Regions from separate parts of the Homo sapiens genome. Here region 1 is linked to region 2. Evidence: chromatin loops called from intact Hi-C (ENCODE). Cell type or tissue: sigmoid colon. All regions are shown on one strand. Links, peaks and the distances in the headings refer to the core of each region. The heading gives the core; the rest is flanking DNA. Region 1 has its middle 160 kb from the start of C14orf180. Region 2 has its middle 95 kb from the start of LINC02691.

Region 1 (2,893 bases), core at 183-2,682, 100 kb before region 2:
CAGCTGGAGGGCAGCCTGGGGCCCAAGGAGCCTCCTGGGGGAGGTGACAGGTGACCAAGCCCATAAGTAGTGGGGTAACGGGGGCCTGGAGTTGGCAGTGTCGGGGAGGGACAAAGACAGGCCAGAGCAGCTTCTCTAAGGAGTGGGGGTTGGGGTCCTGGGGACTTTCTGGCAGGCTTCGTGTTAACAGACTGGAAAGCAGAGGCCCTCCAAGGAGGCCCTTCACCTGCCGTGGGGAGAACAGGCAGCGGGAGGGGCCTGTCTCCATATTTCCACATGGGAGGATTCCCGCTTTATGGGCTGAGGAAAGAACTTGCTGGAGGGGGAAACCCACTTTCACCACCCGGGCGCTGGGGAGGCGTCCCCCCAGCCGAGTGAGCTCCCAGCCGCATCCTGACACACCTGGGCACCCTTCACCTGGCCCCCACACCAGCCCGTGCTCAGGCCCCACCAGCCTCCTCCCCAAACCTGCCGTAATCCCCGGCACCCACCCCAGGGAGTGATGCCATCCCCTCGCTGGGCCAGACCCTGGGGAGGGGCTCTGGGCAGGAGGGTCTGGCAGAGCCCTCAGCCTGCCCCTCCCAGGCCTCTGAGAACGTGGAGACAGAGACCAGCCATGAGATCTAAACAGGGGCGCCTCCCGGGACTGCTCCCGGCCTCTGCACTGGTTAACATCCCTGGGCCTTCGCTGTAGGAATGGCCGGAGGGCTGGGGTCAGAGGGGCAGGGTTCCAGCCTAGAGGCCAGAGCATTCCCTGGGGTTCCCGAAAGCTGTAAACCAGGGTCAAAGCCGTCCTAGGTTTCTGCAGGTCCAGCCGGGGACTGAATGTGGAGAAAAATTCAGCCCCATTCTGAGACCCTCCCCCTTGTTCCCCCTCAGGGAGCTGTGCAGACGCCGGCTTAGGACCAGCCTCCTCGGCTGCTTGTGGGAGGGCAGGGCTGATGCGGGGGCTGCTGGGTCCATTCACGGCCCTGCATCCCTTCAGGCAGAGGGACACACGTCCAGACGGACACACACCCACCATACCCCACACTGTCCAGCGCAGAGCCTCTTGACCCATGACACCCCAAATTCCGTATTTTGTGGGGTGAGATGATGTGGCTTTGCCAGTGAGATGCGTGTAACTCAGTCCCACAACAGCTGAACAGCCCCCATCACAGTCACTGAGCCGCGTCCCGGGCTCAGATACCACACACCCCACACCACAGAGCGGGGCGCTGGGTGCGCAGTCCGGCTCCGCTGCCCGGGAAGCGCGGCAGGCCCGCTGCCGGTCCCCACACCTCACCTCGCACCACACAAGGCAAGTTTGTCTCAGAATAGAGGCGGATCTTCCCATCTGCCTTTTAACAGACCTTCAGAGCTGGCAAGCCTGTCACTTGCTCGAGCCAAACACGGCGAGTTCATTCACTCCATAAAATTTTATGGAGTTCCTCACACGGTCCTTGAGCAGGGACTCAGAGGACACAGTCTCCAGTCCTCCCGCCCTGGCCCTCCTGGAAGCGAAGCCCTTCCTGCCTCCTCCTCACACGTGGGCCTTTCTGCTCCATCAGAGGCGCTGGCTTCCCGCTCCCACCAGCTATTAGCAGTTAGGTGATCTTACTAGGCTCTGATGAGCATCTTGACAGCACTACACCCTTATTGCCCCAAAGCGCTGGAGGTTTCTCGACACTTTCCTAAGCATGGTTCTCTCCAAGAGGCCTGTTTCAATTCAAAACGGCAATGACACGGTCCCCCTGTCTGCAGAACAGCAGAGTGCCCCTGGCAGTCCTGTGCTGGGCTCCCCGAACTAATTAATCTTTTCATTTAGAGGCCACGGAGCTGAGAGACATCACATAGAGTCAAAAGCCGACTCAGTCGCTGCGTCAGGGAGATGGAGAGGGAGAGGGAGAGGGAGTAGGGTGGCTGCGGTGGCTGGGGCGGCCTGGGTGGTGCCAGGAGGGCAGGCTGGAATCCAGTGGGGAAACACCAGGTCCCACAGGAGCGAGGGGGATCAGGGAGGTGATGCTTATGAATTCCTGCAGCACACAAATGAGACACATTCATTTCTGCTTTCAACAAATAATCTTTATTAAGTGGAGTAAAATGTCTCAAAACCAGGACAGCTGCAGAGGCCGGAGCCACAAGCCTGCTCTATGAAGGGACCCCCCACAATGCCCTAGAGTCTGGTGGGAGTGTGGGGAGGGGGCTGCTCAGCCTAACCTGGGCTTAGGTAGCTCAGGACAAGGAGGGGCAGAAAGCAAGCTGGGATCCATGTGGGCCTGGCTCTGGGCAGCTCCTGGGCACCTGGGCCTGGCTTCCCCGGGGTGGTGTGGTACGGCATTTAAGGGGACCTCTGGGAGGGCAGCAGTCAGCCTATTCACATCAGCAGGAACCCATCATGCTGCAGTGGACCCAGGGAGACAGGCCAGTCTCTGGGACCTGCTCACAGCCACGAGCCACCCTGGCCAAGCCCTGCCTCCCCCAGGCCCTTGGTCCTCCCGGGCATCTCTGAGCTGGAGAAATACATGCTTTCCTCCATTTCACAGATGAGGAAAGAGAAATGGAGTGGGGGACAGGCCCCAGGGCCCCCTTCCATCCTATGCACAGAGGCCCAACCGCTACTCTCTTTCCATCTGGGGCCCCGGGGATGCTCTTCAGTATTTTCAGTGGCCCTCCCCACCTCCACCCCCAGGGAGCCTGGGGTAGCCCAGCATCCAGCATCTTGAGAACAGGCACGTCACCTCCCTTCACCCAAGGGCACCAGGTCCGGATTCAGGGACCACAGGTTGCTTAGAGAAGCATTGGCTACGGAGCTGCCCTCTGGCCAGGCAGATGCCCGCGGGTGCCGGACCAGGGGGGCCGGCAGAGTCTGACTCTTCACCAACACCCCTCCCTGCCAGGCTGCGTCGGAGGC
Region 2 (2,893 bases), core at 185-2,684:
TTATTTGCAATTAAAAATTATCCTTGACAGCCATCCCCTGTAAAAAGGTTTCACTAATTTAAAACCCATTCTTCCATCCTTCACTTCAACTTGTGGGGACCTGATGAATTCTAAAGACCCCCAGAGTCTGTCTTGTGGGGGAGCGAGGGGGAGGGGTGGAGGGTGTGTGTCTGGGGATCAGGGTCTCTCTTCCAGGTCCCTAAGCTACTTTCTCTTCGCCCCTGATGCCCAGGCCCCACTCTGCAGAGATCCTTCACCTTCAGGTTTCTGTCCTCCTGGGCTGCCTGGGGAAGGGGCTGAGGCTGCCCTCACCCTAGGGGGCTGGGCCAGGAGGAGCCTCTCCACACTGCTCAGGCCAGGCCGAGGGGCTGGTGCATCCCGGACACACGCAGGGGCTGCTGGGAGAATCTGCAGAAGCGTGGCCGGCAGGTGTGGACAGAGCTGCCCCTGAGCACGGGGAATAAATGGTGCCTGGCAGATTCCACAGGAGAGCAGTGGGAAAGCCAGGTTCTCCAGGGCTTCACACCAGGCTCAGGGCTTCCCAGGCCAGCCTGGGTTCTGCAGGCTCCCACACTCCGCCCTGCGGCCCGCATGGATAGAAGTCTTATCAAGAGGCATCGAGACTGCTAGGGCTGCTGGGAGCCAACTGTGCACCCTGAGCTCCCCACAGAAGCCAGAGGCAGAGCCGGAGGCTGGGGGCAAGGAGTCCCTCGCCCCTGTTCCCTTTCAGCCCCAGGAATACACCCTGGGACCTCTTGACTTGGCCTGCCTGTCACCAAAGGACGCTACAGGGACCATGCGGGTGGCTCCCATGTACAGGCTGGGGCACCAAGGAGGCCCGCACCCTCAGGCACACCGGCTCTTCTGCCCACAGAACACACAGAACGGGGCCCATCTCAGTGCAGCCCGCTCCTTAGAGACGAGGCCAGAGACACTGGGGAGGGAAAGACGGCGCGGGAGGGAGGAGGGAGGATGAACGAGGGAGGAGGCTCTGTTAGAGTCAGGCCTGTTACCCTCTCCCCACCCTGTGACTCCAGTCCCCTTCCTGCCCTGGCTGAGACCACAGTGGGTGCCCAGTTCTGTGCCCACACCAGGGGGGCACTATTGCCCCAGTGCCCTTTGCTGGCTGGCATGTGCCACAGATGACCAGACCCTCCTAATGGCCAGCCTGGGACACAGACGGAGGGAGCCCCAGGAGCAAAAGCCCTCTCCAGGTGGCCACCACAGCCCCAGCAGCCTGTGGCCCTCCTGTCACCATGGGGAGGGAAAGGGCCTCAGCTCCCATGGTACTGGGAGAGGCCCCACGGGGCAGCAGAGGGCTCTGGGGGAGGAAGGCGCTGGCTGGCTTTCTGATCCTCCATCTCTTGACTTCCCTGGAGCTGCTAGTGGGGAGCTGGCTTGGTGTCAGCCCCACTCTTGGCGCTGGCACAGCCCAGGGCCTAGGACGTTCCTTTGGCCAAGGAGAACTCACAGCAGCCAGAGCCAGCAGGGCCAGGACGGGCGAGCTTGGAGCCCCGTGTGCTGGTGGGGTGAGGGGTCGTGCCCATGCTGGTGGCCACAGGGGCCAGGAGGCCAGGAGGGACAGTGGGGAGGCGCCCTGAGGCCGGCCTGGGTGACGGGTCCCTGCACAGGGAGGCTCATGGGTTTATTTGAAGATGAAGAAGCGCAGTCTTGGACAGGGCCGAGAGGAGGGGCAGGAGAGGGGGCAGGGGCCGCAGCCCAGCTCCTCTGCCCCGGGCCTCCCTGGGCCTCAGTTTCTCCACCCCTCCGACTTAACAGGGATGCCTCTCACACAGAAGCCCACGCATGTGCCGCCGCAGCTGGGGCACGTCCTCCAAGGGGCGGGCAGAGGCCCCTCGAGACGGGAGGAAGCTCATCACCCCAGCTGAGGCTGGGTGTGGGCAGGCCTGGGCGGAAACAGAGATGATGTGGGGCCGGTTCTGGGCAAGCTCTCGGGCCACTCTGGTGGACCCATGGTCTGTTTATAATCTCTCCAGCCTCTTCACTCTCCAGCCAGTCACATACCGCAGAGGAGGCACCAGGCTTCTCCTTGCGGCAGGAAAATGAAGTCAGGGTGCAGAGGGACAGATGGGCGGCCGCCGGGGTGGGCTGCAGCGTGGAAACCCGCTCGCCGATACTCCCTTGGTTCCGTAACTTCCAGGTCTGGGCATGAGAGAGGCCAGGAACCTGGAACTCCCACCCCAAATGCCCAAGAGGGTGCCAAGTGCCAAGTAAGGACCCCAGTGAGGAGGAGGCCTGGGATGGGGGGTGTTCCTCGAGCCCCCAATGTAGGCAGCTGCACACGGGCCCTTCCCAGTCCTCTTCTGTCCCCAGGTCTAGTGGGGCTGCCCCAGCAGCACTGGCCACAGCTCGGGCCAGGCCACTCAGGACAAGGAGGGCTGGGCCCGGCTGCTCACAGGTGTGCCGTGGAGGAGACCGAAGGCTGAGCCATGATGGGTGACAGCTGTGACTCCCCAGTAAAGTCAGGGGACTCACTTCACTCAGGTGCTCTGCAAAGGGCTCCCCATATGCTCAATGTCTTGGGGAGCCTGAAAAACAGGGATTCATGTGCAAACCCCTGAAATCCCTGCAGTTCAGCCTTCACCTCTCACGTTAGTGTCCATACCTTGGACAAGGCAGTGTTTATTAAGAAACTGATTTTACCTTATCAATTGTTTTGTGCCTGTTAGCATTCATCTCCAGAGCACACGCTGGCGTCGTGCTGGGCACAGACACACACACGTCCACTCACGTCACTCTGCCCCTGCCCACAACCCCATTTTCGGGTGAAGCAGAGCGTGCACGGAGCGCGTTAGTACCTGTCGGGTCCACAGTAGGCCAGAGCAACGGCTGCAGTCCACCCAGCCTGCCTGCCATGAACCGCTGTCTTCCC

Evidence for each region. Hi-C counts contacts between places; a loop is a spot of excess contacts. Peaks named below come from ENCODE experiments on the same cell type or tissue, not always from the same donor. Only the 100,000 strongest peaks of a DNase experiment are listed, where the experiment ranks them.
Region 1: a loop joins it to region 2, with 2.1 times the contacts of the local background. A loop is called at or near these places in 1 of 110 quality-filtered maps.

The regions. Positions count from the first base shown.
Region 1 is chr14:104,421,064-104,423,956 of GRCh38, reverse strand. No RefSeq gene overlaps it. Among named protein-coding and RNA genes, the nearest start is that of C14orf180, 160 kb to the left of the region's middle. In sigmoid colon, for the core only: no CTCF peak of the experiment used is centred there; a DNase peak (open chromatin) is centred at 1,346.
Region 2 is chr14:104,317,587-104,320,479 of GRCh38, reverse strand. No RefSeq gene overlaps it. Among named protein-coding and RNA genes, the nearest start is that of LINC02691, 95 kb to the right of the region's middle. In sigmoid colon, for the core only: no CTCF peak of the experiment used is centred there; a DNase peak (open chromatin) is centred at 1,409.